7 separate regions of the Mus musculus genome follow, and regions 1, 2, 4, 5, 6 and 7 are each linked to region 3. The links are chromatin loops, found by intact Hi-C in ENCODE. Cell type or tissue: left cerebral cortex. All regions are shown on one strand. Region 1 overlaps Gna14 (guanine nucleotide binding protein, alpha 14). Region 2 overlaps Gnaq (guanine nucleotide binding protein, alpha q polypeptide). Region 3 holds the start of Gnaq (guanine nucleotide binding protein, alpha q polypeptide). Region 4 overlaps Gnaq (guanine nucleotide binding protein, alpha q polypeptide). Region 5 overlaps Gnaq (guanine nucleotide binding protein, alpha q polypeptide). Region 6 overlaps Gnaq (guanine nucleotide binding protein, alpha q polypeptide). Region 7 overlaps Gnaq (guanine nucleotide binding protein, alpha q polypeptide).

Region 1 (4,000 bases), 470 kb after region 3:
ACAGCAAAGCTGGACTTCATTGTTAAATTTAAGAAAACAGCCTATGGTGCATGACATGCAAGAAGGGGCGGAGTTAGCGAGGTAACTGGCTGAGAGGCACCACCGTGAATCCCCAGATTCCTCTGTGGACTCCCCCCTCTCTGCAAGGCGTCTCCCCACACTAGTCATATCCCATGGCTGTGGATTTCTGACATGCTACATAGATACATGTGCCACATGTGTTTATTGAGCTCACATTATCAAAGAAAGCACCAACTGCTTGCAGAAAAGGAGCTGAACTCTTGGATAAAAGCACAAGTGAGATTTTTTACTCTGCTTTTGTGGAGTTTTCCCGGACTTGTTTGAAGACAGAGGCACATGGCCACTTCAGATGTAGAGGGTAGAGGGCAGTCATAGGGCAAGAGGAAACAACAGAGCGGCAATGGGAAGCCAGAAGGTTGGGGACAGTACCTATGCTCTACTCAAGGCCCTCCAGGACCCTGGATCACGCTCTCTGGCTAAGGACAGTGGAAGGAATCACATGCAGAGGTTCAGGTGCGATGGATATGCGCTAGGATTGCAAGTGAGAAGTATCCACTGGGCATACACTCTCACAGAGCTCCTGCCTGTAATCCTTAGTGTGCTAACGGAGTAATAGCTACAATAAACACTGTCTAGTAGTTGTCGTGCAGAGCAGGTGATCTGGGAGTGGTTCCTAGGTGGGAAAGAACTGTGCGCTGATTGATGCACAGGACTACGTGGCTGGCATATGGGAACTTTCTGTTGAGCTGAAGATTTCTGCTGAATCTTAATGCTGCTCTACAAAGTAAAATCTACTTCAAAGAAATACAAAGAAAAAGAAAAGGAAAAAAAAAAAACTTAAGAGGGAGAAAAAGGGCAGGGTGACAGTTGGCACTGATTTTTCCGTTTACAGAGAGAGTGTGTCCCTGTTCTTACACCTGGGGCCAGTCCACTTCTAACCAAACAATCCTGGTTTGTGACTGATACAACAGTTTATGTCCATTGCTGGCTACATAGATGTTGGAATGAACAGAAAGTGGGAAAAGTGAAAGTGGCTACAGGGCGTGGGTGTCTCTGTTCACACCTGGGTGCCGGGTCTGAGCAGCTGCCTCTGCTATTGCTGGACTGGAGGCGCAGGTCTAGTGCGGTCTGTTTCACGTCTCTAGACTGAGCAACCAAATCACCCCGCCTAGTCTTCTGGTTTCTGAGGGTTTGGCTGTGCACAGCCCAGCACCTGTCAGAGCCCTCCACCCCAGATCATCCCCTTATCTGTCATGCTTTTCTGTGCTCAACGTGGTATTTCCTTTCCGTTGGACAGGAAAATGCCCAGATCATCAGGGAAGTGGAAGTAGACAAGGTCACTGCACTCTCTAGAGACCAGGTGGCAGCCATCAAGCAGCTGTGGCTGGATCCCGGAATCCAGGAGTGTTACGACAGGAGGAGGGAGTACCAGCTGTCAGACTCTGCCAAATAGTGAGTACTCAGCCGGCAGCTGCTGCTAAGCCAACTCTGCAAGGCTTCACTTCCCAGGAGGCAGAGAGGCAGGGGGTGTGGGTGGGGGTGGGTGGGGGAGTGAGGATGTGTGTGGGTGGGTGTTTCCCCTGACCTCCTGGCCTGCTTCTTGGCCTCTTCTCCCCTAATTCTCTGTCCCAGATGTCCCTTGGGGTTAGCAGCCACCTTCTCTCACCCAATTAAGTTGGAGATTCCTTTAGTGGAACGGATCTAAGTTTTGGAGCAGAGGTTATGATTTAAGCAAAGAACACACCTGCCTGTGGTTTTTCCGCTTTCTTCCTCTCTGTATCCCTCTGGAAACTGCAGGCGGGCTTAGGCTTTGCTTAAATTGGTTGCCGATCTTGTAGTGCCCTCTAGTGATAGACATTGGCATTGCAAGACCAGCACACAGGCCTCTCGGCTGGCTTATTTGACCCTCTCAGAAAGTCAACCACTTAATGTATTTGGGATCCATAAAGCTTTAGATTTAAACCATCAACATCATCAAAATTTCTATCGCATACTATCTTGGAGATATCACAACATTTCTTCTTTCTTAAGAGTCCCCTAGGGCTGGCTGTGACCCACAGGTGACTGAGCACACAGCTTACTTCTTGGGGTTGCAGCTTGTTTATGCTCCTGCAGTTTGGTTCCTCCTCCCAGGACCACGAAACTCCCCAAACCCACTCCGTTCCTTTTACATGTTGGCCTCTTCCTGAACTAGCTTGGACTGGACAAAGCAGCTGTCAGGGAAGGCATCGTTAAGGCCCATGGCTTTTAATGACTTTGCCTAGACATTTGTCCCATGCAGCACTCAGTTCAATCCAGCTTGGCACAATTGATCTAATTACATCAGCAGAAAAGCACGATGTCGGGGGGCAGGGTGGGGGGAGAAGGAAAGAAACCACTAAGACGCTAGACTGGCAGCAGAGAGGGGAGGAAGCTAGCCTCCCAATGAGATGAGCATTCTGTCCAAAAGCTAGTGGGTTCTCCTGTTTCCTCCCAGAAGCGGCCCACTGTTACTGGCTCTGAGATGAGCCTCTGGATTTACATCCATTTGGAGAACGCTTGCCAGAATGACTGTAAGATTAACTCAGCGTAAATCTTGAAAACAGAAGCAAGTCCGCTCGCTGCCAGGCGTGTGAGGGGTGACTGGGGAGGTGAACAGAGTTGTACAGAAGACAATAGCATTTAATAAGGGAAGTAGTTGCCAGCCTTGAGCGTCATGGATATGGTGGTTACATGCCTAGCTACCAGCACTGGAGAAGTGAGAGCAGGGGGTCAAACATTCTTAGACATTCTCAGTCAGGTGAGTTTCAGGTCAGCAGGCAACCTGAGTTAGACCCTGTCTCAAAATAGCAAAAAAAGCAAAATGAAACAGAACAACAACCCCCACCCCCACTATGACATAAGTTACTTGTGCATTTTCTTGGTCCAAGTCAGTGGTTCTCAGTCATCTGCTAGTAATGTCTGCGTAATTAGATGTCATTTATACTGTGCAAATGAGTGTACCAGATAGTGTGCTAAGGGCTATGTGGCAACCAGTTAGTGACCTCTAATCTCAGACAATGTAGTCTGCTGGTTCAGTCAATCAATCAATTAATCAATCACTGTAGTGTGTCTTCCTTGCCTCCCACTTAACCTAATTTTGGACCGCTTTCCAGAGTCCCTAGCAGATGCTCCAAATCACAAATGATACTGCATTCTGTATTTGTTCTTTACATACATAAGCATGATAAAATGAACTTATAAACGTAACAGCAAGAGATGGACACAGGCTAAAACTAAGGTAGTTAAGAATAGAGCTACTCGTTATTGGCAGTGTGACCCCATGACACAGTGTGAGAGCTGCGACAGCTAATGAGTGACTGGCAGGTGGGCAGTGTACACAGTGTGGCTACACTAGAAAACGTGTGTTTCCCCCCTTGGCACAGCCACCGATGTTATCTTACTACTCAGAATGGCACTAGACTGAAAACTTATGAGTTCTTGTCCTTAGCTTTGCAGAACACAAAAATCATTTCAAAGACGGATCATTTATTTCTGGCATTATTTTCACATTTCCTAAATTTGGGTCATAAATGGCCATGGGCATTTGTAAGCGTGAGGTGGAACATTGGATAAAGGGAGAAGACTGAGTGCAGTAAAATAATAAGCTGGGGAGCAGGCCCAGCATTTTAAATCTCTAGGTGGTGCTACAGAGAGCAGCAGAGCCACCCACTCCATTGCTAGTGAGGTCTTTTGTAAGGACTTGAGTGATTAAACAACTTTTGAAGACACAGTCTGGAGCCTAGGCTGGCCTTGAACTCTCCACATAGTTCAGCATAACCCTGAACTTCTGGTCCTCCTAGCTTTCCTCCTGAATTCTGGGATTGCAGACATGTGCCACCACATCTGTTGTAGAAGGTGCTAAGGAATTACCCCGGGTTGTGTGCATACCAGGCAAGCACTCTGACACCCGAGCTTCACAGCCTGTCTGAAGGGCTTTTGTTTTTGTTTTTGTTTTTTT
Region 2 (4,000 bases), 200 kb after region 3:
GTGTTTACATACATACATACATACAGCAGTGCACACATGAATATCACAGGGCAGCCTGTGGGAGAGGCTGTAGGGATGGAACTCAGGTTCCCAGGCTTGGCTTCAGGCACTGAGCTAGCTTACCAATGTGGATGATTTTAAGTAATCATGAATAACCCTGTAAGACCAACCCACAGTACTCTCAGAATGGCAGGCTTCTCCTTCAGGAATGTGAGCAGGTCTGCATGCTTGGATCTAAGCAGAGCCTGTTTGATACGGCCACACTATGCAGAGGTTCTGAAAATGAAAACATGGAAATCTCTAAGAGAATCACAAGATTGTCTCCTAGCCTCCCTTGCAGGATAGGACCTGGGAGATTTGTGTGAGTCACCCTGTTTTGTTTTGCTTTCCTTTTGTTTAAAACAATGTTTGCATGATGGGTGGGCAAGCAGAACGTTCACTTGGCAGATGTGAATAACTTTGTAACTGGCTTCAAAATCAGTTCGTTGTGGAACCTTGTAGCGTCGTGGTGTTTGGGCCTATCTGCTGCTAGTAAGTAGTCTACTGACTGAGCAGGACTTACTTGGAAACTGTTCTTCATAACTCTGTCTGGGAAGCTGGCGCTGTATCATGACGCGTCTCTGTTCAGGGAAAGTTTAACAGGTGCCAATATGGATTTTGAGGGTAATAGAGGTTTATGAATCAGTTGACTCTGGAAGATAATAAGAGGTATAGAAACAACCTTTTAGCTAAAGTTCAGAGGATGTGTGTGTGAATGGAGGTTCAATCAGTAATCACATCAGAGCTTGCAGATGGATAGACGACTAATGCCTACTAAGTAAAGATGGAAACAAAGGGGAGGAACTGAAAAACCCCAGCAATTGCTTGGCTGATATCTGCCGTGTCAGAATTTTCTGTCTTTAAAGTATATAAGAATTTGTCCCTTCTTGGTCTTTTTAAGATAGTGCTGTTGTTTTGTTGTTTTATTTTTGTTTTTGTTTTTTTCTGGTCTTACTATTCTCATTACAGTTTATACCCAGTATGCAGAGGTTTGCATCAATTAATAAGCTGAGGCCTATTAACCAGCCATTGGCCCCTTAGCTGAAATGCAAAGTGCCTACAAGCATAGTAAAATGTATAGCTATCAGCTATCAAAATGTGAACTGGGCAGTTACCTTTGGAATTTTTACTGTTATATCTCTCTATTTCTGTTTTTTAAATCTATTCTTGTGCCTACTTGTTGTTCCATAATTCTTGGAGACTGTATTTTTACTATGTTGCACACTTCAGATATTGTAAAGAGTCAATTGTTTCACTACTGTGATGTGGGGGCCGGATGCAAAACAAACACAAAACCGGAAAAATTCACATCAAGAAGCTTAAAAAGTACACCTGCTTTTTTCTCAGAAAAAAGACAATAAGACTTACTGCGTAGATCTTAGCTCTTATATTCAGTGTGCTAGCCACTAAAATAAAATCTGCGTGTGTTATCTACATAGAAGATAGAAGAAACACACATCATCTCATTCTTATTCTTTCATACCAGCAAGGGTAAGATCATTGTCTACCAGTGTACATTTTATACTCTGTAAATATGCTGTATCTATGAAGATCTGCATATTGTGACTTAATGGCAAGCAGTTTGCCACTTTGAAATTATCTAAATATCAAAGAAGTCCATTCTCTAAATAACCTGTCAGCTAAATCTCACACAACAGTCAGGTTCTTTGTTTACATGGTCATAGATTTCACCTGATCTTACAGTAGAAATCTATTTGTGGTTTGTTGGTATAAAAGTATATTAGTTCAGTCACATTTCTTATCAGACATCTTCAAATTTATACCAGTTAATTATTCAGAATGTAATAACATAGCCCAGTTCATTTGGTTCATAAGATGATATACTATGCCACAGATTAAAGTGATAAAGCTGTATCCATTTGCTTTCTATTGCTATGACAAACACCATGACCACCAACACCTTGAGGAGGAAAGTGTTTATTTTATGTTACAGTTTATAGTCAATCATGAAAGGCAGTCGGAGAAGGAGCACGGAGGCAGGAGCTGAAGCAAGAGACAGAGGCAATGTGCAGCCTACTGACTTGTTCTCCATGGCTTGCTCAGCTTGGTTGTGCCACTGCCCAGGGGTGGTATCACCCAGAATGGGGCTGGGCCATTTCTACACATCAATCTTTCATCTAGAAAATGCTCACAGGCCAATCTGATGAAGGCATTTTCTCAGATGACCAGAGCTTGTGTAACCTGGATACATTGTCAGTTTCACCGTTAGATCTCTTAATTCTGTGAGGTAGGTCATACCCACTTTGGAGCTTTTTCTCCATCAGGCCTGAGCTTCCTCAGGCACTGAGCTGATCTTTAAGCACAACAGGAAAGTCCTGCCCACAGCCAGCAGCCAGCCCTGAGCACGGCACGCTCTCAGAAGCGCGTGTTCATATTGCAGTGATCTCTTTTATGTTCAGTTGTTGTAAAACATGCAGATGCCATTACTTCCAATTTCTTAAACTGCTAAAGTAATTCAGAACTACAGAATTCTAGTTTCTGAAACTTCTGGTTTGGGTGAGACAGAACAAGAATAAATTCCTGACCATTTGTTTGTTCTTGGTCTGAAAGTGTGCTGCTCACAACTTTAAGTCAAAGCAGACTTGACTGCGCCTACCTTGGTATATATTTGTGAGAAAAACCTGGGAGTGAATACTGATCGCCTTTCGGTTCTGCAGAACTGTGGAAAATGCACTCTAGACCACAAACAACATAGCTAAGACATACTGTAGAGGCTGGGGAGCTAATATGTGTGGTAAAATCCATGAAGACATCAGCTCTGGTGGATCCCTGGGGCTTTGTAGCCACCTAGGCCAACACTGTTTGGCAAGCTCCAGACCTGTGAGAGAACCTACCTCTCCTCCCAACCCTCCAGAAGGTAGCTAGCTGGTGAGTGCGCGAGTACACAGGGATGCACGGGGAGAATGATCCAGATATCTCCTTTTACTTGTATTTTAGTTATGTATAAACATTGCATATTTCTCTCTGCAGTTCTGCACAGATCTACTTTTGAGTGTGCAGAGTCTCAGCCTTCCTATTGTTTGGGGGAATGAATGTCTTTCTCCTTTGTCTCCAAATAAGGAAATAAGCATGAACCAGTGGGCTAGACAAAGCAAGGTTGTAGTGCTGCGCTGCATTCTGACTTCTCTTCCTCTCGTATTTCCCTGTGTTAACATACCAGCAAACAGCCAACTATTCGGCTGTAATCCTTTCATGGACACATCATTTCAGAGCCTCTGAAAGCCCAGAACGAGAAGATAGCCAGCATGCATCACTGTGTGTTCAAACTAAGCTTTCCGTCTTTGTGTTTAAACTAGCTTTCCGGTCTGTGACTAAGCATGGTGCCTTCGCCATGATCCTTGCTAATGTGCACATCTAACTGACTAGTCCTTTTGGCTTGGTCATGGTGACTTACAGTATTTTCTGTATTGGGTTTGTTTTGTTTTGCTTTGCTGTTAGTATCAAGGTACTTGCCCCACACCTAACCCAGGCCTTCCTCATATCAAGATGGATTTCCCAGAATTAGTTCTCATAGACATCTGTCCTTCAAGCTAAGTCTGGAGTTGATACATTAGAAGACAGAGCAGACATTTTTAATACAATTGCATTTATACCTCTTTAAAACCTGCCAAGCTGTTTCCTGTGCATTATGACAGGGATTATAGCTTTGGCCAAGACACTGTTTCTGGGTTTGCAACCCAAAGAAAGAAGAGATGGGCTGTCACTGCTAAGAGGATGGAGACAGAGTAAGAATTCTCCTTTCATGGTGTTGAAATACCTCCCCTGGACCTCTGAGTCCTTATCACATTTACAGACAGTACTGAGCAAATACAGGACAGTTCCCCCAACAGTTCAGAATGTCTCTGTGTTAATTGGATCTAGTCTAGGATATGCCTTTGGTTGGATATACTTCAGTACTGCATGTGTGTGTGTGTGTGTGTGTGTGTGTGTGTGTGTGTGT
Region 3 (4,000 bases):
TACAAATCAACTCCAGTTTTTTCTTCTGTATCCGTCCAGAGCTGCACCATGCCTTAAGACCACATGCCTATAGAGTTTGAGGACATGCTGTAGGCCCCGGGTGCTCCTCACTGCATCTTTACTGTATTTAAGCAGTTAATCCCTGCTTGTTGATTTAATGAACTGGAATTTTGTAACATGAGCCCTGTTCGGTTGCATAATTTAGAGTCTATTCTTCTAGAGCACACTCAACACCACTGTGAGTTTCTGTATGGACTCCATTTGTTTGATGTAAGTCATAGGGACACTTGCTTAGCAAATGCTTTCCAGATCCATCAAAGGTTTATGCTTGGAATTTTCTCTTCCTGTTTCCCTCTTGATGTCCTTATATAACTTTGTCCTGTGCATTGCTGGCATTCCTTACTTCCTGATTTCTTTCCAGTGAGTGATACGTTGATTTTTTTTTTTTTTTTTGTCAATTTAAATATCTGTACCAGGGCATGTCCCTGGGGCTGAGACAGAAGTGACAAACAAAGAGGTCAGTTAAGCAAAATATATTACTGACACTTTAAAGGCACAATTTGTCTCAGGGGCTCCTTAGGAAACCAGACATGAAATGTTGATCGTTTTGTTTTCCAGCTTGTTGTGTCTCTCTAGGACACACACACACACACCCCACCCCCACCCCCACGAGGGGGGGCTGGGTATTACTTGCAATTCTTGCCCAATTCTTCTATTTTACATTTCTGCCTTGGACTCTGAATCTTTAGTATCTAAATATTCATTTTCACAGCTAGTCTACACCAGCTCTGATGGTATTCATATAAAAGGGGTGAGAGGTTCACCTTCTTTGCTTCTTTGCTTCTTTGGCAAGGTATCTTTTTTAAAAGCAGAGTATTACATACAGACTTTACGTCCACAACTCCATCTGAGTCCTGGCATAGAGGCTGAATGTATGCATGCAGTGTATCACGGGGGTGGGGGGGTGGGGGTGGGGGTGGGGGTGGGGGTGGGGGATGGGGTGGGGTGGTGGTGGTGGTGGTGGAGAATAAGGCAAACCAGAGGAGAGACCTTGAAGTCCAAGACTTGTTTCATTCTTAAGTTGCAGCAATGGGTATGATCTTACATTGCAGCCCAGATCAACAGGAGCAGTTTATGAAAAGCATGAAATGTGGAGGCGCCCACTTCTATCTATAAAGTCAGGAAAAATAGTACGATTCTCCTCTTGATGTTTGAGACACACTGAATTGAATGAACCTTTTTTTTTCCCCAATACAACCTTGAATGAACAAGATATTTTCTATTTATTAGTAAACCACCTCAAATTAGAAGTATAAAAACCAAATAGAATTTTGCTCCAATGATACTAGTTTCTTCACTTTCTCCTATTTTATTCTCTCTCCCTCCCCCTTTTCTTTGCTACAAGGTCTCATACTGCTCAGGAAGCAATTCTCCTGCCTCAGCCTGTGGAGTGTGGAGTTTATGGGTGTGAGCCACCATATCTGTCTCTTTCATTTCATTCTGTACTACTTGGCGTTCTCCCAGAAGTCATCCTTAACTGTCACGGTGTAGAAGGGTCAATCCTACATTACCAGACTGTTTAACGTAGTGTGCTGGTAGGAAAACAGAAACCACCTCAGTGACCCGAAAAGTTGGAACGGATCAGGAGGCTCTTGGAAACTTGGGCAGCTTCTTTTTTTCTCTTTAGGATTCAGATTCCTATCTGGAGATAAGGAGGACAGTTCCGTCCACAGATCCCTCAGTAACCCCCAGAGAGCCAGTGACAATCCTTTCTCTTCCCTAGTAAAGAGCATCCCATCTTCTAAGATGGATCTTGGGTCAGAGGCCACTCGAGGCAGCTTCTTCCCAATGGCGTTTTAGAAATAGGAAAGGGCAGCCCGGCTGCAGAGAGGCCCGGAGCGCAGCGCGTGGGCTCCCGGCAGGGCTCCCGCAGCGCCAGCGGCCAGAGGGCAGGCCGAGGCCGCCATATTCTCGCCGACCACGCCCCGGCAGCCCAGCGGCAGCCGAAGGTCGGTGTCCGCCTGCCGGACCCGCTCCAACGGCCGTGACCGCCGCGCCGGAGCTCGCACAGAGGGAGGCGGCCGGCGAGCGGGGCGGGCAGTCGGGGGCGGGGCGAGGAGAGCGCGAGCTGTCCAGGAGGGGCCGCGGTCCCGCCCCTTGCGCTGTGCCCGCCCCCTGCGCCCGTCCTCCTCCTCCTCCTCCCGCCGCCGCCGCCCCCTCCCGGATCTGTGCTCCAGTTCAGAGAAAGGAGAAAATGTGTGTGTGTGGCGAGGGGGAGGGCGAGCACTGAGCAGCCGCGGCGCGCCTGGCAATCGGGCCGGGTGGGCGTCCGGCGGAGGCGGGGGCGGAGGCGGGGAGCGCGCGGCGGCCGGCTGCCCGGTTTGCGAGCGAGCCGAGTGGGCGCGGGCAGGCCGAGGGCGCCCGGAGCCGAGTCAGGCGGCGGCGGCGGCGGCGGCGAGGAGCGGGCGCGCCGGGCGCGCTGAGCCGTCGGCGGTCGCTCGCTGCGGGGCCGCCTCGGTGGATGAGCTCGGGCCGCTGGGCGCACAGCCTTGGGCAGCGTCGGCGGCGGCGCCTGGAGGGCCGCGCGCTCTCCGAGAAGGCGGCGTGTGAGCGCGGCGGGGCGCGGCGGCCTTTCCTCGCGCGTCCCAGGCTCCCGGCCCCGCTCGTTCCCGGCCCGCCTGGGCTGCGGGCCCGGCCGCCTCCTTTACCGCGGCTCCCCTGAGCTCGTCCCTGACGCGCGCCCGGGCGGCGGGGCTCCGCGGCCGCCGCTGCCTCGGGGGAGCGAGGGCGGAGGGCGTGTGTGCGCGCGTGTGAGCAGGGCGCCGGCGGGGCTGCAGCGAGGCACTTCGGAAGAATGACTCTGGAGTCCATCATGGCGTGCTGCCTGAGCGAGGAGGCCAAGGAAGCCCGGAGGATCAACGACGAGATCGAGCGGCAGCTGCGCAGGGACAAGCGCGACGCCCGCCGGGAGCTCAAGCTGCTGCTGCTGGGTGAGTGCGGCCCTTGGGCCCCGGTACCCCCCGCCCCGGCTCGCCGCTGCCCTCCCCACGCGCGTCCCCGGCCGGCACCCGCACCCGCACCCGCGCGCGCGCACCCAGGGGCCGAGGGCCGGGGCTCCCGGGCGCGGATCCGCGGCGTGCGCCTTTGGTGTCAGCTAGGGCCGTGCTCGGTGCACAGCGTCTGCGGGACGGCTGAGCGTCCGCGCGAGCGGCGCGGGTGGGCAATGGCGTGCAGTGCGGTGGTCGGCCAGCGTCCATTGTGGCGCGTTGTGGGGTGGAGAGGGAAGGGTGGAAACGGGGAGCAGACCCCGGTCTGGATTCTGCTAGGAAAGGTGCTGAGGAAGCCTTGGCTGGCGCTCCAATAAACCCGGGTTAACGTACTGGGCAGGGGCGGGGCGGGAAGACTAGCCCAAATGTGCTATACTGTAGCCACCAGGCCACTGACAGGAGTGACCCCAGAGAGTTGCATGGCCAGTGGATGGTGACAGGCGTCTCTATGAACCATTCCTTCCGGATAAAGATGAAGGATCCGGGAGTGTTGTACTGTGTGGTTGTTGACAGCAGACGGGTGTCTTTTGTTTAATGAGGCGACCCAGATGTATGCCTGAATTCACAGCAGTTTCTACTGGAAACCAGCGCAGCCTCTCAGTTACTCTCCTGGAAACAAACAGAAACCTTTTGTTTAAAACGGACATTTTAGTATCTTGCCATCTGGGCTCCAAGAAAAAACGGGAAGAGTGAGAGAAAATTTCCCTCTGATCGCGTTTAAAAAAACAAAACAAAACAAAACAACAACCCAACATTCTCCCTTAACATGAAATTAGCAAGAAAATGCTATTTTCAAATAGGAGCTATATTGATTATTATCTCCGAGAGAGTGTTCGGAATCAAGCGATCAGGGTCCATGTACAAGCTAGCATGACATAACTATTGCTATTGTGGTAGGAAGCAAGAACTGCTTTGCAGGAACAGGCCTGAAAAATGTCTGCACTTGTGTTTAT
Region 4 (4,000 bases), 120 kb after region 3:
ATCTATTGATAGGATCTTTCTGAATAGCTTTAAACTAGGTTGGTCTGAGTGCTCAGTGATCCTTCTCTGCCTGTGCTTCTTTCTGCAGAGCCAAGATCTAGGCATTCACCACCACCTTCTCCTTGGCTCCTCCTCCTCTTTGTCTTCCTCCACCTACAGCACTTCCTTCTGCTCTTTAAAATACAGCATTAAAATACTTTTGGATGAGACTGTTAGGATATGTGTGCGCACACGGTGTGTGCTTCTTTTGCTGCACTTTTCATTTGGATTTCAGTGTTCTCGTTAGTGTTCTGTGCTCATCCTCCCTTTTGAATAGTCTTTATTATCCTGACTGCCCTTCACTGCATCACCAAGGTAGCATGGAATCCGTGTGTCAAAGCATTCTCTTCTCATCTTGCCAGTCTCTGGACATACGGTCCCTGCAGGAAGCTGTGGCTCTTGAAAAGGAATGACTACTCCTGTCCCCTCTTCCCAGGGAAATTCTTATTAGCTCTCAGTCATACAGCAATGTTTTTAATGGACTTGTTTCCAACTCTATTTCTTGGCCCTCTGTGGTTTCACAATTAAATACAATCATTTTGGGAAAGGCTGGGTAAAATCTGTTGTAGATATTACTTACTAATTTGGGGGAGGGGGTCCAGGTAAATCAGTGAGGGTCTTCCATTAAGAACCTCTTAGAAATTGGACAGGAACTGTGGAGAATTGTGTAAATCATGCAAAGATGTGTATAAATTGTCAGTTACATTGGAAACAAAATTAAGATATATTATTTTAGCAGAATTAAGATACATCATGATTGATATAAGTACGTTGGTATTTTATATACAAATTTAAATTGAATATTACAATAAAGTATAGCATATATAAACCAATACACGTTTGGAGTGTGTGTAAATAAGCAAAAGGGATAATCAGTTAGACAGATTTGCTTGTTTTTGTTTAATGTGTATGATTTAGTGTGTTAAGGATTTCTGCATGTAAAATTAGATAAATTGATTTTGAAAGAACCTTTCTTCTGTAAACAGAAAATTACTCCAGTGATCAAGGCAAGGTCTTTAAATGGGATGAAATGACAATTTATTAAAATTTCTAGCTTTTGAAACAAGACTTGGAAAAAGCTTATATTAACTTTCTTGTTGTAAGCTATATTAACTTATAGAGAGATCTTAGCCCATTGGACTTAGAGATAAGCAATACTTTCTGTTGACAGAGACACTAGCCATGATGAATTTATCAGAGACTTTGGTAATAATAAAGAGAAAATACCATGTATTTCAGTCTGTTACCAAGGGCCTAACAGCAGCACACACAGAAAGGATGGACGTCATGTGCGCACTGGACTGTGGTTCTAGAAATAGCCCAGGATGCACCGTTTACAAAGGCGAGCGACTAGCAGAAGCATCCTTACTTGTAAATTCAAGCAGTATTGAGGGATTTTTTTTGAAGTATTTTATTCAGTAGCTATGTTTTGAGTAAAGAAAGTGGAAACAATTAGGTGTGTTTAAATGCTCATGTCCCCCAGAAGGAAGAAAGCATAAGGAATGTAAAAAGACCGAGGAGCCAAGGTTTGGAAGGTAGAATTGTCATCACTTTCCAGTGAATTGGGACTCTCTTCTGCTTCTCACCTATTTTCTGCTCTACAAGAGAACCACCATCAATAAGCTGTCCTAGACTTGCAAGTCCTGCCTGGTGATTGTGTGGAGATGCTTGCTCTGCTGCCAGGCTTCAGAGACAGGGGCCACTGTCTTATCATCCTTGCAAGCCCAGCTGTGCATGTCTTTCCCAGAGCTCACATTCTTCCCAGCACTTGTGTTATCACTGTGCAGAACAGACTCAGCAATGCTAACTCTAGATCTAGAATACGCTTCTGTTTCTCTAGGTAGTCAAGGCCCCAAACATGGGATCATTTTTAAATAAGTCTTTGTTTGTTTTAGTTACAGATTCATTTTGTGCTAGAGGATGAAGGGGTGACATGAGAGAACACTTGAGTGTTCTTTCTCACTTTAGCAGTTAACCACTTTCTTCCTTGATGTCACCTCCACCCCCACCCCAAGGTCACCCAGTAGTTGAGGAGAACTTTTCTTGCCATACTTTCTGATTGGTTGTTTCTCTGAGAATACAAGGTTTTGAAGGCTGAGTTTCAGATGCCACCTGGCAATCCTCTGAAATCCATGCAGAAGCTGGAAGAATCTAGAAGTGGGGTGCTTTTTAACCCTAGCACCTCTTGAATCTCTTAATTGTTGTGGCTGTAAGCACGTGCTTTTGTTGGTACAGATCATGTCTATTGACAGTTATTAGATTAGAAATTAAAGTTGTGACTTCACCCAAACAGCCATACACAAGTACCTGTTCCACACGCCTTCAGAATCATCGCATCGTTACACATGAAGTCTATGGAAAGCTCCTTCATCACCACAATGCTGTAGCCGTGACACAGTACATCGTAGTGCGAAAGTAAACAGGATACTCACACCCTCCTGAAGGTCTTACAGTCCCCAGGATACCCTGTCTTACCTTTAAAAGTACTAATGGAGAGCAATAGCTAGGAAAGATGACTGTTACATGCATAGGACCTTTGGTAAGTACTTTTAAAAGGGTGTGGCAAAAGTGATAAATCCTGGGCAATAATAGTAAATAAATGTGTATGTTATTTATCTGTATCTATATCTATAGCCTATCTATCTATACACAGAATATGTATATAAGTACATGTAAGGTATATTTATATATGCTTATAGAAGTATATTATGATATTATATATTATATATTTATAGAAATTGTGCTAAAATATAATAAAATATCTATATTTATGTAATAGGATTATAAAGATATATTCATAATGACTTGTGACTATATTGTAATCATTTTTTTATATTAATGTTATTAAGAATATACAAAATAAGAATAAGAATGTTTTTCTTCATCTGGTAGGATTTTATGATTATTATTCTCTGAACCCTAGGTTTGGCTTCTAGAAGCAGACTAGCCATATACTTCATCAAAATGTTTCCCCCCTCCCTTAGTTGGTGTTCCTTATTAATGTCTATGGGCAATATAGAGATGAAGAACTTTTCTATTGCCTTTGTGAATAAATTAGGCAGTTAAACAGTGATGGCTTGTATGAATCCCAGTAGTCTGGAGCTGAGCCCTAAAAACTTGGGACGTTGTAGAGTGAGTGACAAGGTCAGTTTGTCTGTGGTCTTCTCAGCTTTCTGTCACATTGCTGGTCTGCTGAGTCCTATACTAGTCAGGTAAGCAGAGGTTTGGGGAGTTCTCCCCAAATGTGTGAAGCTCCACTCAGCTTTCCTAGCGCCTGCCTCTCTTTATGTCCTGAAAATTACCTGCTTCCCCAAGCTTTGTCTATCGGGGGAGCCGGGCTTTAAGCTTTTGTGTAGCATATGTGTGTGTATGTGTTTTGTGTAGCACATGTGTGTGTATGTGTTGATTGTTAAGCTACAGACAGAATACAGACAGAATTCGGGCTGTAATTATCCGATGGCAGGAATGTGAATGTTTCACTAGTCAGTTTGGGGTTGGTTTGTTTTCTTTTTTGTTCACAGACTCTTTGTTTTCAGCCAGTGGAATCCATTTTTGAAAAGAATGTAAGAGCCTCTGGGACATTTTTCTGAGCTGCAGTGATTCATGCTTCCACTTTCTGAAGGGAATGGCTAGAATGTAGATCAGCTAGTTAAATGCGTTTTGCCTTTTTCTGAAAAGCATAGTCACTGCCAAAAAATTCCAACTTTTAGTAAAGTTATGTAAAAAGTATCTTTTGAATCTTCTCCAGCTTTATTTTACAAATAAGAAACTGCTGTTGCCATTCATTTTAAATCTTGAAAATATTATTTAGATCACTTTGATAAACTACCAAACTCTACCAAAAATAGACTTTAGAGGATATGAATGTCAGAGTTTATTGAATTAATTTATTTCCACCATCAGACTCATTGGCTGTCTGTACTCACCCTGAAGGATATGCACCCAGACAGCACAATAAAAC
Region 5 (4,000 bases), 66 kb after region 3:
TGCCGAGGCAGAGGTGTCCTAGCATCTAGTTTTAAGGCTGTGGTTCTGTAGTTTGGTGGTACACACGCCTGAGTCTTAGGGTCCTGTAGTTCTGCTAGTCAAGAGACTAGCTTTGCCGTGAATTGTATCTATGGGCTTAGACAAGTTATTTAACTTGTCAGCATCTGCAATCATTTTCTATTTTAACAATGATATATAAAATTACTGCAAGAAGACTGCTTCAGTAAATCTAAAGATTCATTTAAAACACAGACTTTGAATTGGGCGTGGTGGTGCCTGTCTTTCTTCTCAGCCTTTAATCCCAGGCAGAGGCAGGCAAGCCTTTTTTAGTTCCAGGCCTGTCTGGTCTACATTGAGAGTTTGAGCCCAACTAAGGCTACATAGTGAGACCCTGTCTCAAGAGTAAACAGACAACAAATGAAAAGCAAAACAACCCCCACAAACTATGAGGTGTGGGATTTTGTGTGTGTGTGTGTGTGTGAGAGAGAGAGAGAGAGAGAGAGAGAGAGAGAGAGAGAGAGATTGATTGATTGATTGATTGATTGATTGATTCTGGGCACCTCCAAGAGGCTGTAGTCATCAGGGAGAAGTGTGTCAACTACATTAACATTCTGGTGGGGGAGTAAACTCCATTTTCACACTGAGATTTCCAGGGTGGTGCCTCAGATGGAGTTACAGGTTGTATCAGATGCAGTTCATTTGAGCCACTCTGTCTCTTGAGATTCCAGGGCCTGGAATTTCATCTTATTATTATTATTTTTTTTCTTAATGAAGAAATAAACAGCTGGGAGAGAGTTATCTGGAGACTAGTGAATCGCTCAAGGTCATGCATGCATCTGTCTTTTAAGCAGCAGACCTGGCCATGAATTCCGAGTGCTTGGCTCTGGTGCTCCTTGCTGTTCTCATGATGCACAGTGTTGACATCACAGGCTAGCTGGTCAGAAACGCAGAATCCCAGGCTCTACCCGAGAGCTGTGGAATCAGAATGGACCTTTCGGTAGCATTCCCAGGGGTTGAGAGGCGTTGCTCTGAAACACTCTCCTCCTACCATTTATGTGCTGCTGCTCTGAAGTCTTCCTAGTGTGGATGGGAGGAGTGCTGGTGTGAATGTAGGCATTCAGCAGTGTGCACTTAAAAATTATTACTACGTGAACTCATCCCCACCTCTCCACCACCCCTGCTCCCCCAAACCCCTCTACACATATACAAGTCTTTATCTATTCTTTTGACAGGAGGAGAAGCAGATTATCAGGGGGAGACGTTTATTCCCAGACTTCATATATACACTTTGTCTCTTGTTTCTTGCATGCGTACACATTACGTGTGTGCATACATACATATAGTAGCATTTGGCTTTGTGAGGCTTACACACTTTAAAAAAGACAGAGGACATTGCTGGCACCATTCCCGCCATGGCTTTTTGCACATTTTGTCTCCTTTCAGGTTGCTCCCTACTTTCTAATGTGCTCTGGGGGAGTGCAGTCTAATCAGTGCTCATTGCCTGCCTCCTGGTGGAAAAGCACTGACAGGATTGATCCTGGTCCCTTGCTCCCTTCCAGTAAGCAAATGTCTTTCTTGTTATGTAAGTAACTAATCTAAATGTAATCATATAATAGACATGGAAGGAGCAGCCAACTGACCTTACATGAGTTGGCCAACTTAAAGGACAAGAATGAGGGAGGTGATGCTAGACAGAGAGGGATATTTGGGTAAAGGAAATAGGCAGAAAAAGGGCTGTAGACCTAAAAGGGCCAGGCTTATTCATGGGGAGGGGTTGGGTATTGCCTAAAGGGCAAATGAGGCTACATTGTGCAAAACTTTATTTACCATAATAGTGGTAGAGTTTTACTGTGTGGTAGCACCCTTGGCTAAGGCCTTAGCTCTGTTTCATCTGTAAACAAAGGGTTTGAGGTAGGCAGGCATCCGTAGGGACTGGTGCCGCATAGAGAAGTTAGCTGGTTTGCTCTGAGCCATAGGGCACTGCTTCTTGCCTGCTTCCAGGCCTGCTTGAAGCTACACTGTTCCCACAAAATGAAGAACTGCCTCAATGTAGAAAAGTCTAGCTTAATGTGTTCATCTTCGCTTTGCTCTGAAAGTTTGATTTTTCTCAGCAGTCCAGTGGTAGAGCCCGGACTTGCTTGCTTGTTTGTTCTTATTTGGGATGGTCAGCACTCCTGATCTGTCCCCGATGTGGTTTTCTTTGCCTGGTTTTTGTTTTTGGTGAAGTGGAACTTTTTAAGGTTTGGACTCGTGGGAGTAGATTCCTAGGGACACCTGGGCAAGATGTGGTTGCTCTGCTGTTTGTGTTGATGGTACAATACTACCTTAGTTCAGCCAAAAAGCTTCTTTTGTCTTCAGGTACATTACTAATAAGGATATTTTGTTCACCTTGAAATTCCCAGAACTTCCTTTTCTACACACATCAGACACAAAGGTGCTCTGTTGTCTTCATTTCAGTGACAGCCAGCAGTGGGGTTGCTATTCTTTAGTTAGTAATGTCACCACCTCAGAGTTTGGTCTTCTCTCTGCATCTGCTTCCCCCTCCCACATGACTTTGTCCTATGATTTATTAAAGAAGAATTCTGAAGCCCTCTTCCTTTCCTGACAGCAGTGAAGCGGGCTGCATATTCTGTTTGGTCTGACAGTGAGTGCATGTGGCTCAGGATGTGTGGTGATTGCTTTGAGTGATGGGGAATTAGTTAGAGGATACAAACGTAGGCAGTTGTCTCACATTGGTAGATCTCAGCTTTCTCATTTACAAAGGAAAAACAGCTAGGTCTCTAGCTTTTGGATGAGACCTTTAGAGGACCCCCCCCCCCCAGATAAAGCCTTAAATTCACATTCTTAAGATACAAATTCTTGGCTGTCTTTATGTTTAGTAGTCCTATAAGTTCATATTATCTATTTCCCAGGTTCCAGTTTATTAATAGCTTTAGTGAATTGTGAATGGCAGTTTAATTAGATCACCCATGAATAATTAGGGCAACTACTTTTTTCCCCAAGAGGATATTTTCATTCTGGAATATGCATCTTTCTTTTAACCTAGGTAATTAAACATTTTACAAAGTAGGGAAGTAAGCTTTGCTACCTTCCTTTCAAGCATGTTACTTTTTTTTTTTAAAGCTACATGCACTTTGAATAAAACAGCTTTACAGTTTCTATCTATTTTAAGTGCTGAGTTTGCAAAGCTCATAAGTGAATTTTCATTGAAACATTCCTGTCTCAGTCCAGGCGTGGTGGTCCATGCTTGTAATCCTAGCACTTGGGAACTGAGCAGGGAGGACTGCCATCAGTCCAGCACTGGTCTAGGTTAGGTGAGCCTCAGACTAGCTGGAGCTATATGATATGACTGCCTCAAAAATAAATAAGTAAATCAATGCGTTTCTTCCTTTAAGGAGGAAATGATAACATAGAACAGAAAACCAGCCTTGCTTGATGGCTGGCTTCCGGTGAATACCTCATGAAACAATTTGTATTTGGCTTTGTAGTATTTTTTTGTGCTTACATTGGAATATGGGTGTGCTTCAGATTCTGGGAATTACAATACTTAAAGTAAATAAATAAGGAAGTTGCACTGTAAAAATTGATTCAGAAGGAACCAGAAAGCTGACAAGACAAATAGACCTTGTTCTTCTCCAAATGCCTTGCTGAGTTTTCCCTGTGGAAGGCTGAAACCCTCTATAGTCTGGGTAGCAAATTTCACCTCTGAGGAATGGATGTGTCTCTTTTCTTTTGCCAGCTACTTAGGTCTCCCTGAAAGGAACTGAATAACTGAACGCTTAGTAAAATTTTCAGTACTCTCTCAGGATTGAACCCAGGACCTGCAGCATGTCAATTAAGTACTATACCACTGAGCTACAATCTAACCTTCTAACCCTTGTTTTAATCTTTATTTTGAGGCAGTCTTCAGCTCAGATTGGCCCTGAACTGTCTTGCTTCAGTCCCCTTAGTTCTGGATTTGAAGACTTGTGCCACGAAGCCTTTTTTGTTAGACATTGGA
Region 6 (4,000 bases), 210 kb after region 3:
AGCTCTCTTATGAGGCAACTCTTATAAGAGAAAGCATTTAATTCGAGGCTTGTCTGCAGTTTCAGACATTTAGTATAACCATCACGGCAGGGAGTATGGTGATAGGCAGGCAGGCCTGGTACTGGAGAAGTAGATGAGAGCTACATCCTGAACTGCAAGTAGAGACAGACAGACAGACAGACAGACACACATACACACACACACACACACACACACACACACACACACACACACACTCACAGGACCTGATTTGGCCTTTTGAAACCTCAAAGCCCATTCCTAGTGACACTTCCTCAAACAAGGCCATATCTCATCATCTTTCTGAACACTACCGTTCCTTGGTGATTAAGCATTCAAATATATGAGCCTGGGGGATGGGAGGAGGGGGTGGGATGTCATTCTTATTCAAACCACCACAGCCTGTAAATGTTTTGTCTTAACACATTGAGTGAGTTGGAAACCCTTTTTGGGTTGTAGGTTCTAAGTGTTAAATCATGAACACCATCTTTAAGATAGAGAAATGGAATAGATGTAAATGCAACCAAGCTGCAAGTACCAAAGACTATTATACTCAGAAGAATCACTGTCTTATGGGACCTTTGTTTCTACTCTGGGGTGGGTGGGTGTGTTGGTTGGTTGGTTGGTTGGTTGGTTAAAACAGGGTTTCATGCAGCCTAGGCTAACCCCAAATTTGTGCGTAGCCAAGGATGTGCTTGAGTGAATTCCCAATTCTACTTCCACCTCCCAAGGGCCAAGAGTGTAGGCATATGCCACCATGCAAGTTCCGTTCTAAAGTGTGTGTGTGTGTGTGTGTGTGTGTGCGCGCGCGAGAAGGTAGTTTTCTTGTTGCTCAGACTGTTCTTTGTTCTCATTTTCATTTCGGCAGTAGGAGGAAGGGGGCATGGAGCCTGGAGCAGTTACAGTACATAATTCTTTCTCTGCTGAACTTAGGCTTTTGTTGTTGTTTTGGTTTTCCCATAATTTTTTATTATTTATATATTTACATTCCAAATGTTGCCCCCCCCCTTCACGGTCCCTTCTCCATGAGTTCTTTTCCCCTTCCCCCTCACCTTTGCTTCTGAGAGAGTGCTCCCCGCACCCAACCACCCAACCACTCCATTTCACCCCACTAGCATCTCCCTTCCCTGGAACATCAAGTTTCTACAGGATTAAGTGCATCCTTTCCCACTGAGGCCAGACAAGGCCGTCCTCTGCTATGTATGTGCAGGGGCCACCGACCAGCCCATGTATGCTCTTTGGTTGGTGGCTTAGCCTCTGAGAGCTCCAAGGGGTCCAGTTACTTGATACTGTTGTTCCTCCTATGGGCTTGAAATCTCTTTCAGCTCCTTCAGTCCTTCCCCTAACTCTTCCACAGGGCTCCTGACCTCAGTCCAATACTTGGCTATAAGTATCTGCATCTGTCTGAGTCAGCTGCTGGTAGAGCCTCTCAGAGGACAGCCATGTTAGCCATGTAGAGCCATGGCGCTCTGCTTCATTCTGTCCCTGCATTTCCTTTAGACAAGAACATGTGATGCTTCTGTATTTTCCTTTCTGTTTAAAGTTACATTAGCTGTGTTCCTCCTGATTAGTGCACACTGTTAGTACACGTAGTTTACAACTGATCTGTGTGTTTGCCCCAGTTACTGGACTAGTGTGCCCAGTGAAGTCATTCAGAAACTGTCATTGAGCCATGGCCATCCTGACTGGTAGCTTAATATAAACCCAATGGCCCCCATCTCACTACCTCCACATCCCTTAAATAGCTTGCCGACAAAAGGCAACATAGAATCCAAATGCTTCCAGCATGATTCCCATCTGTGCTTCCTCTGCCTTGCATAGAGTTGCCCATAGAGCTGGGATGCCACAACTTGTAAAGTATGAAGGACTGGATTTGAAATGGCCTGTTTTATGATTAAATTGCCAGTGCTCAATAAGAGTCATTTTACAGAGACACAAAAAATAGATAACCTTTGTTCAGTTTCAGGAAAATAGCCAGACTATTGTCAGAACAAGAGATGTTTAGAGCCTCTGGCTACCAGAGACATGGTTTGGAATTTCAGAAGCCAGGTCACACCTAAGTAGAGCGGATTCCAGAGGGAGAAGAGGAAATGCAGCCCTGCTCAGAGAGGAGCCTCTGTGCTCAAGGCTTGTTGTGGACCCAGGACAAGTTTCTGGTGTCTGTGCTTGACTGATACCTGGTCTCAGTTTGTGGCGGCTTGCAGTGGGAAGTAGCATCTTTGCCTGTCCTTCACAAACACTTCCGGTGTTGGGCACATAATGAGTGAACCATCCCATGCATTCCACTCCTACCCAGCATAGGTCCTGGGTATGCATCACGAGGCACTGGCTGATGTTTTCATTGCAGTTGCCATAAGTACCATAGGTTGTCTAAGACCCACAGCTCACTAAAGATACAGGCCTCAAGATGACCAAGAGGTCATCAAGATGGCCATTTGGCTTAGGGCTACTCAAAGTGTTTAAAACAGCATTGAAGTACGCCTGAAGAACAAGTTCCTAACCTGAACATCTATAGGTAGGCGTCTTCAGAAAACATCCTTAGAATAAAGATATGCCTCACAGAAAATGTTCTACTGGTGTGAGGGCCATTGGCTTTAACTGGTGGCTGTGTTACAAAGAAACTGGAGGTATGGAGCAGCGAGTGGCAAGAGGTGACTGCAGGTCCCAAGCCCAGTGTTGGGCCCACAATCTATTGCTGCTTGGTAGGCTGAGAGGAGGCTGTTTCTGGCATTGAGTTGAACATGGAATAAGAAGGCTCTGGCACTTTCTATTTGTTAAGCACCTGCCATGGTCTAGGGAACATGACCTCCATGATCCATATGGATCTCCTGACATGATGCCCCATCACAATAAAGGAGCTTAAGGCTTGAAGACCATAGGGCTTTCTTGAGTCATTCAGTGTTCATTTCCTGTTAACAATGCAGAGTGCCTCAAATTCCAAAGGAGCAGTTGTAGGACCTAGTTATTATTACATATATCCCAATCCCAGATCGGCTACCATCAGTGTTGGAGACTCTAGGGCCTCAGTTTACTTGGCTGTGTTTGGGTTAAAGTAAAGGTTCACTCTAACTAAACACATGAAATAGGACAGTCAGTGGCATGTTGTTGGTGTTACATAAGTGATTATTATAATGTGATGGTGATAATTCCAGATCCAGAAAGATGAAAATCTAGTTCCCTTCACAGTGTTGCTGTTTATCCAGAGCCCAGACTTAAAAGCTACAGCTTCAGAGCATTCACTTTCAGTGAATCCCCACATGCAGGCCTTCTTTCCAAGGCCCATGCCAGGGGCACAGACGGTAGGAGGCGGGCTGCATGACTGTGAGATCTAGCAGTCTTGATTAAGTGTTAGGCTAGGCTAAAATAGAAAGAAAACCCTATGAAAGCAGACCACTTCGACATAGAAATTGTTCCTTCACTTCTAGGCAACTTTGTTGTCTTGCTCTGTGTGTGTGTGTGTGTGTGTGTGTGTGTGTGTGTGTAAAAACAGGAAAATGCATCTCCTGAGATGTCAGTATTCTCATCCCATTTTACCAGGCTGTACTACAGGCCTTAAGAAGAAATCTGAAAAATAAATTTTGAGTATTTAACTTTATATAAGAACAGAGAGCATTTGGGAAAGAATTTGGGAAGACACAGTAGCTGTGTCACTTTTGGTTGATGAGCCATGCCTTTTGTAGACCCTCAGAGGAGCATCAGGAGTAACTTGTCACACACAAGAGCAGAGTGCACTTACTGGAGCAGTAATTCCTCTGAATATATCCTGTCCCCCTGTGTATGACATCTCCAGATGTTACTTTGTAGACATATGTGGGCTGCTGTTGGTAACTACAGAGCGATTTATATCCACCCCAGCATCTGAACACCTTGGAATTCATACCTGTAGCCCACCAAGCTGGGCATTTGCATAAGATAAGCACATTTCTCTCATCTGGGTCAGACTCAATGGAAAGCAGACTGCTCCCCACGCCCACTGTGATAG
Region 7 (4,000 bases), 130 kb after region 3:
CATTGGTGCTTAACAATGTAAAAAGGAAACTGAGTTATCATCCTGTGAGAGGGGTTCAGCACCATGCCTAACTTCCCAGTATGTGGGTGTGCCTAGTTGGAGGAAGCTGGCTGAGGCTTTGTTTGGAGTTGAAGTCCTGCCACTCCCTGTAGGAAAAGGAGCTCTACACACTGCTTGCTGTCCTGCTCCTGAGAGGAGACCAGATATTTCTACCTAAGGAACCTAAAGACCCCAATCTACCTGCCAAGTCCTCATGCCAGTTTCCTTAACATTTCAGGGGCAATAAAACACAAAAGCAGTAGTTTACTGTTTTATGTTTATTGGTAGGCATACAGGGCAAGTATTTGGTTTATATTTCTAGCCATACCACCCCAAGTTTTAAATACGTGAAACAGTGATCCTGGTAGTCAGAGGGGGCAGACGATTTTACAGCTGGCATGTAGTTAACTGGTTTTCAGAAACACTGCTGCATATCGGGAAATGCTTAGTGTATGGGCCTCTGTATTTCTCTCTTCTCTCCTGCTGAAGAATAGCAGTAGTGAGGTGAAGCGAGTAGACAGGCCCTACTGTGCTGTGTTTGATTCCCAACAACTGGTGTGGTCAGTAAGGCCCTCTGTTAAACCACGCCTGTGAGAGATTTTATTATGTGAAAGATTGAGGGGTGCCATTCAGCACGACTCCTGATTCTGGGGGAAGCAGGCTGGTTTCTGAGTACAGTTTCTGAAGCTCTTTCTTTATATTGTACTTGGCTTTGATCTGTAAGAGTAGATATTTTCCAAGGTGTTTGTCCATTTCAAGCTTCTTGAGGGAAGCAAACACAGGAAGTAATTAGCAGATGAGTCAACGAACTTGCTTGTGGTGCCCACCCAGGCTTTAGCCTGATAGTTTATCTGCGTAGATAGTGGCCTCTGCCAAAGGTCTGTAGGGACAGCAGAGCTGGTGCACTATGGCTGAGCCTAGTAAAGATCTAGGCTGCATTTATATGTACCTCTTCCCCATACCCTGAATGTGTGGGTTAGCATAGCCGAGAGCTTCTTCACTGAAGAGGCTGTGTTGTACAGAGATGTCGTTTCTGGCAACATCTAAGTGGGTACAGATCATGTGTCTGTCTAAGAATGGGAAGAAGTTACTTATAGAGCAACAGTACAGCTATCTTGACTCTCCTTTGTCGCAGTGAACAATCTGCTCCAGCTCCAGCAGAGAATTCAGTTTCTAGTCACATTACTGGTTCAGAGAATCACATGGAACCAACTGTCTCACCCTTCCTGCTGCTCTCATGGTGCCGCCCATGTTCTAATAAGGTTATTTTAAAGCTGAGATATATTGATTAGCACTCCCACCGTGAATGTCTGAAGAGGTATAACATGTGTTCAAGGGAGTTCTAAGGATAAAGGGATGCATTTCCCAGAGGCTTAGTTAAACACCAGTTAAAATGGACAGTCCCTTTTCCTTGCCTCAAAAAATTATTTATTTTATTGTATGGGCATGTTGCCTTGCATGTACATCAAATGTATGCAGTACCTAAGGAGTCCAGAAGAGGGCATCCCCTGGAACTGAAGTTACCGAGTATCTTGAAGCCCCTATGTGCTTGCTGGGAATTAAGCTTCTACCTTTTGGAAGAGAAGCCAGTGCTCTTAACCACTGAGATATCTCTCCTGCTCAGTCTCTTTATTTTACACACTTAGCATCTAATTTTACCCTCATACTTCTAGACGAGTGGGATAAAGAGGTGTATGTAGAGATGGGGTAGGAGCTAGGAGAAGATAGAGTGAGAATGTCACCAAACCTGAGCCATTGCCTTTTACCCAGAACAGCAGCAGGTGTTAGAGTCCAGAAAAGGAAGTAGACCTGGGAAGGAAGACTCATTTTTTTACTGTGTTTGTCAACTTACCTGAGGCCAGTCAGAGACTAATAGTTGTGTGAACTGTCCCTTGTAGCACAGCTACTTGATAAAAACAGGCATGGTGGATGGCATTAGTAATATTCCTGATAACCACGGTGGCCATGAGCTACAGGTGTAGATGCCACAGATGTTGGGCTATGTCCATGGTTTATGTAGTGCCTAGCCTCAGCTCTGCTTTTAGATATCTGTCTTTTTCTTGGCTTCAGGCCCAGAAGCAGCCTTGTAGCTGATAGCCACTGTCATTCTGTACACATCATTTCTTCTTACCCTGCTCTCTCTTCCCAGCCTCCACCCAGCCTCACTCCAGGGATTCTAAAATGCTCAGCTCTAAACTCTCATTTGCAGTAAGCAACTTAACAATTATATTTCATCATTGCTTTCATTTGGGAGAAGTTTTTAACTCCTAGGGGCACTACAAATAAATATAAAATAAATATGCATTTCTGTTATTAGCTCTAATAGGGAATACATACTATTATTTCCCTTAGGGTTACAGCCAGTCTTCAAAAAGGATAATAAATATAATAAGGTTTCTTTTCTTCAGAAGTTCATCCACCCTGGAGCTGTCAGCTGCCATTCCTTGTCTGTGAAAACAAGAAGATAGTTCATACTGAAATTGTCCCGGTCCGTCAACTGGCTGGCCTAAGTGGGGCTTGCAACACGCTCAACACCTGGTGGGAAGAGTACAGACCCTGCTCTGTTGCACTTTCAGATCCTTGCCTCCCCTGGGAGCAGATTCTGCTGCCTGGTCCCTCCCTCCCTCCAGTGTCTTTATGAGAATGTCCTCATGACCTGGCCTATCCTTTTCCAGATATGCCTCCCGCAGACTCCACCTTACACTTCCTCTTCTTTCATTGTCAGCGCTGGCCCCTGAGAGATGGCACTGTCAGTGTGCCAAGCTTTCAGATAGAGTATCAGCTTCTTATTCCCAACGTCTCACTCACGCGAATCAGTATTGTATCTACAGAGGTAGGTTGCTGCTTAAAATAGTCTAAAACCTTAACAGTCTTTTAAAAATGTTTCTCCACTTTTTAAGGCTTATTTTATATACATACATGTTTTGCCAGCATATATTCATGTGTACCACATGAGTGCCTAATGCTGTAGAGGTCAGAGGAAGTGTTAGATCCCCTAGAACTGAGTAACGGATGGGCAAGCCACCATGTGGGTGTTGGGAATCCAACCTGGATTCTCTGCAAGAAAGAGTAACACAAGTGTTCTAACCCGAGGGGTCCTTCCAGCCGTCTTAACAATCTTTTTGAATGTGATCTTGGCCTTTTTCTTTCTCTGGGCTTTGGTGTGGTGTTCCTATTTGTGGAACAGTAGATGGTTAGATGATCTCTCTGTCAATCAAACACATGTGTGATTGAGAATTAAATGTGTCAAAATATATTAAAGCGTGCTTTTATTCTATAGCTCATAATAAATTGTGTGTTTGCATTATGAGTTTCCTAAAATGAAGAACAGTGTTCTATGGGAGAGCTGTGTCATACGCACATTTAGCATATGGCAGATTCCATTTATACACATGCTGTTCCCTCCAGAGCTAAGCCTTGGCTTGTATTCCTCCAGTGAAGGGAAGCTGCAGCTGAAGCACTGCTGTGAAACAAACGGAACTCTCACGTTTGGCTCTCAAGCTTCACAGAGCTTAGACCCTAGTAGTTCAATGGCAATTTGACCATGATTTTAGAATGTTTGTAGAGAATGTTGACCATTTGTACTTTTGGTCTGCTTGCTTTCTGTGTTCTGAGGCTGGAGTCACTCAGCTAGGTGCTGGGCGGGTGCTGTAGAAGTGTTAACCTGAAATAGAACCTGTGACAGAGACAATTGCTACCCAGGAAGTCTTCGTGGACACTTGTGTTACCTATTATTCGATTTGAGTAAATTACTAAAATGTATTCCTTATTAGTCCTGGAATAAAATAAAGTCCCAAACTCAATGTGCATGAGATCATTTGGGGCATAGGCAATGTTTTGTCCAAGGTTCCAGTTGCTCTCCTGCATATGGCCATTTATGGCAATGCACATACACCCTGGGAAAGCTCAGCACTGCTTAGGGTGAAAACAAACAAGAAAAGAAGCACCAACCTAAAACTCA

What was found. Peaks named below come from ENCODE experiments on the same cell type or tissue, not always from the same donor. Only the 100,000 strongest peaks of a DNase experiment are listed, where the experiment ranks them.
Region 1: a loop joins it to region 3, with 2.9 times the contacts of the local background. A loop is called at or near these places in 7 of 42 quality-filtered maps.
Region 2: a loop joins it to region 3, with 3 times the contacts of the local background. A loop is called at or near these places in 29 of 42 quality-filtered maps.
Region 4: a loop joins it to region 3, with 9 times the contacts of the local background. A loop is called at or near these places in 4 of 42 quality-filtered maps.
Region 5: a loop joins it to region 3, with 2.0 times the contacts of the local background. A loop is called at or near these places in 10 of 42 quality-filtered maps.
Region 6: a loop joins it to region 3, with 2.9 times the contacts of the local background. A loop is called at or near these places in 18 of 42 quality-filtered maps.
Region 7: it touches region 3 in a loop (4-fold over the local background); 4 of 42 quality-filtered maps call a loop at or near these places.

Annotation. Positions count from the first base shown.
Region 1 is chr19:16,597,622-16,601,621 of GRCm38, forward strand. Gna14 (guanine nucleotide binding protein, alpha 14) reads left to right here. Exons shown (of 7, transcript NM_008137.4): 3 at 1,319-1,473. Among named protein-coding and RNA genes, the nearest start is that of Gm41811, 16 kb to the left of the region's middle. In left cerebral cortex, CTCF peaks have their summits at 1,884 (motif pointing left) and 3,663; DNase peaks (open chromatin) are centred at 1,430 and 1,849.
Region 2 is chr19:16,335,210-16,339,209 of GRCm38, forward strand. All of the region lies in intron 5 of Gnaq (guanine nucleotide binding protein, alpha q polypeptide), which reads left to right. Among named protein-coding and RNA genes, the nearest start is that of Mir496b, 22 kb to the left of the region's middle. In left cerebral cortex, no CTCF peak of the experiment used is centred here; no DNase peak of the experiment used is centred here.
Region 3 is chr19:16,130,472-16,134,471 of GRCm38, forward strand. Gnaq (guanine nucleotide binding protein, alpha q polypeptide) reads left to right here and starts at 2,213. Exons shown (of 7, transcript NM_008139.6): 1 at 2,213-2,990. The coding sequence starts at 2,855. In left cerebral cortex, CTCF peaks have their summits at 2,065 and 3,196; DNase peaks (open chromatin) are centred at 2,195, 2,927 and 3,438; H3K4me3 peaks cover 2,695 bases; H3K27ac peaks cover 2,528 bases.
Region 4 is chr19:16,247,479-16,251,478 of GRCm38, forward strand. The region is part of intron 2 of Gnaq (guanine nucleotide binding protein, alpha q polypeptide); the gene reads left to right. Among named protein-coding and RNA genes, the nearest start is that of Mir496b, 66 kb to the right of the region's middle. In left cerebral cortex, no CTCF peak of the experiment used is centred here; DNase peaks (open chromatin) are centred at 213 and 3,635; H3K27ac peaks cover 49 bases.
Region 5 is chr19:16,196,886-16,200,885 of GRCm38, forward strand. All of the region lies in intron 1 of Gnaq (guanine nucleotide binding protein, alpha q polypeptide), which reads left to right. Among named protein-coding and RNA genes, the nearest start is that of Gnaq, 66 kb to the left of the region's middle. In left cerebral cortex, a CTCF peak has its summit at 1,518 (motif pointing left); a DNase peak (open chromatin) is centred at 1,486.
Region 6 is chr19:16,343,931-16,347,930 of GRCm38, forward strand. The region is part of intron 5 of Gnaq (guanine nucleotide binding protein, alpha q polypeptide); the gene reads left to right. Among named protein-coding and RNA genes, the nearest start is that of Mir496b, 31 kb to the left of the region's middle. In left cerebral cortex, no CTCF peak of the experiment used is centred here; DNase peaks (open chromatin) are centred at 1,772, 2,101, 2,988 and 3,248; H3K27ac peaks cover 1,952 bases.
Region 7 is chr19:16,259,094-16,263,093 of GRCm38, forward strand. All of the region lies in intron 2 of Gnaq (guanine nucleotide binding protein, alpha q polypeptide), which reads left to right. Among named protein-coding and RNA genes, the nearest start is that of Mir496b, 54 kb to the right of the region's middle. In left cerebral cortex, a CTCF peak has its summit at 1,531 (motif pointing right); DNase peaks (open chromatin) are centred at 99, 1,130, 1,531, 2,074 and 2 more places; H3K27ac peaks cover 3,053 bases.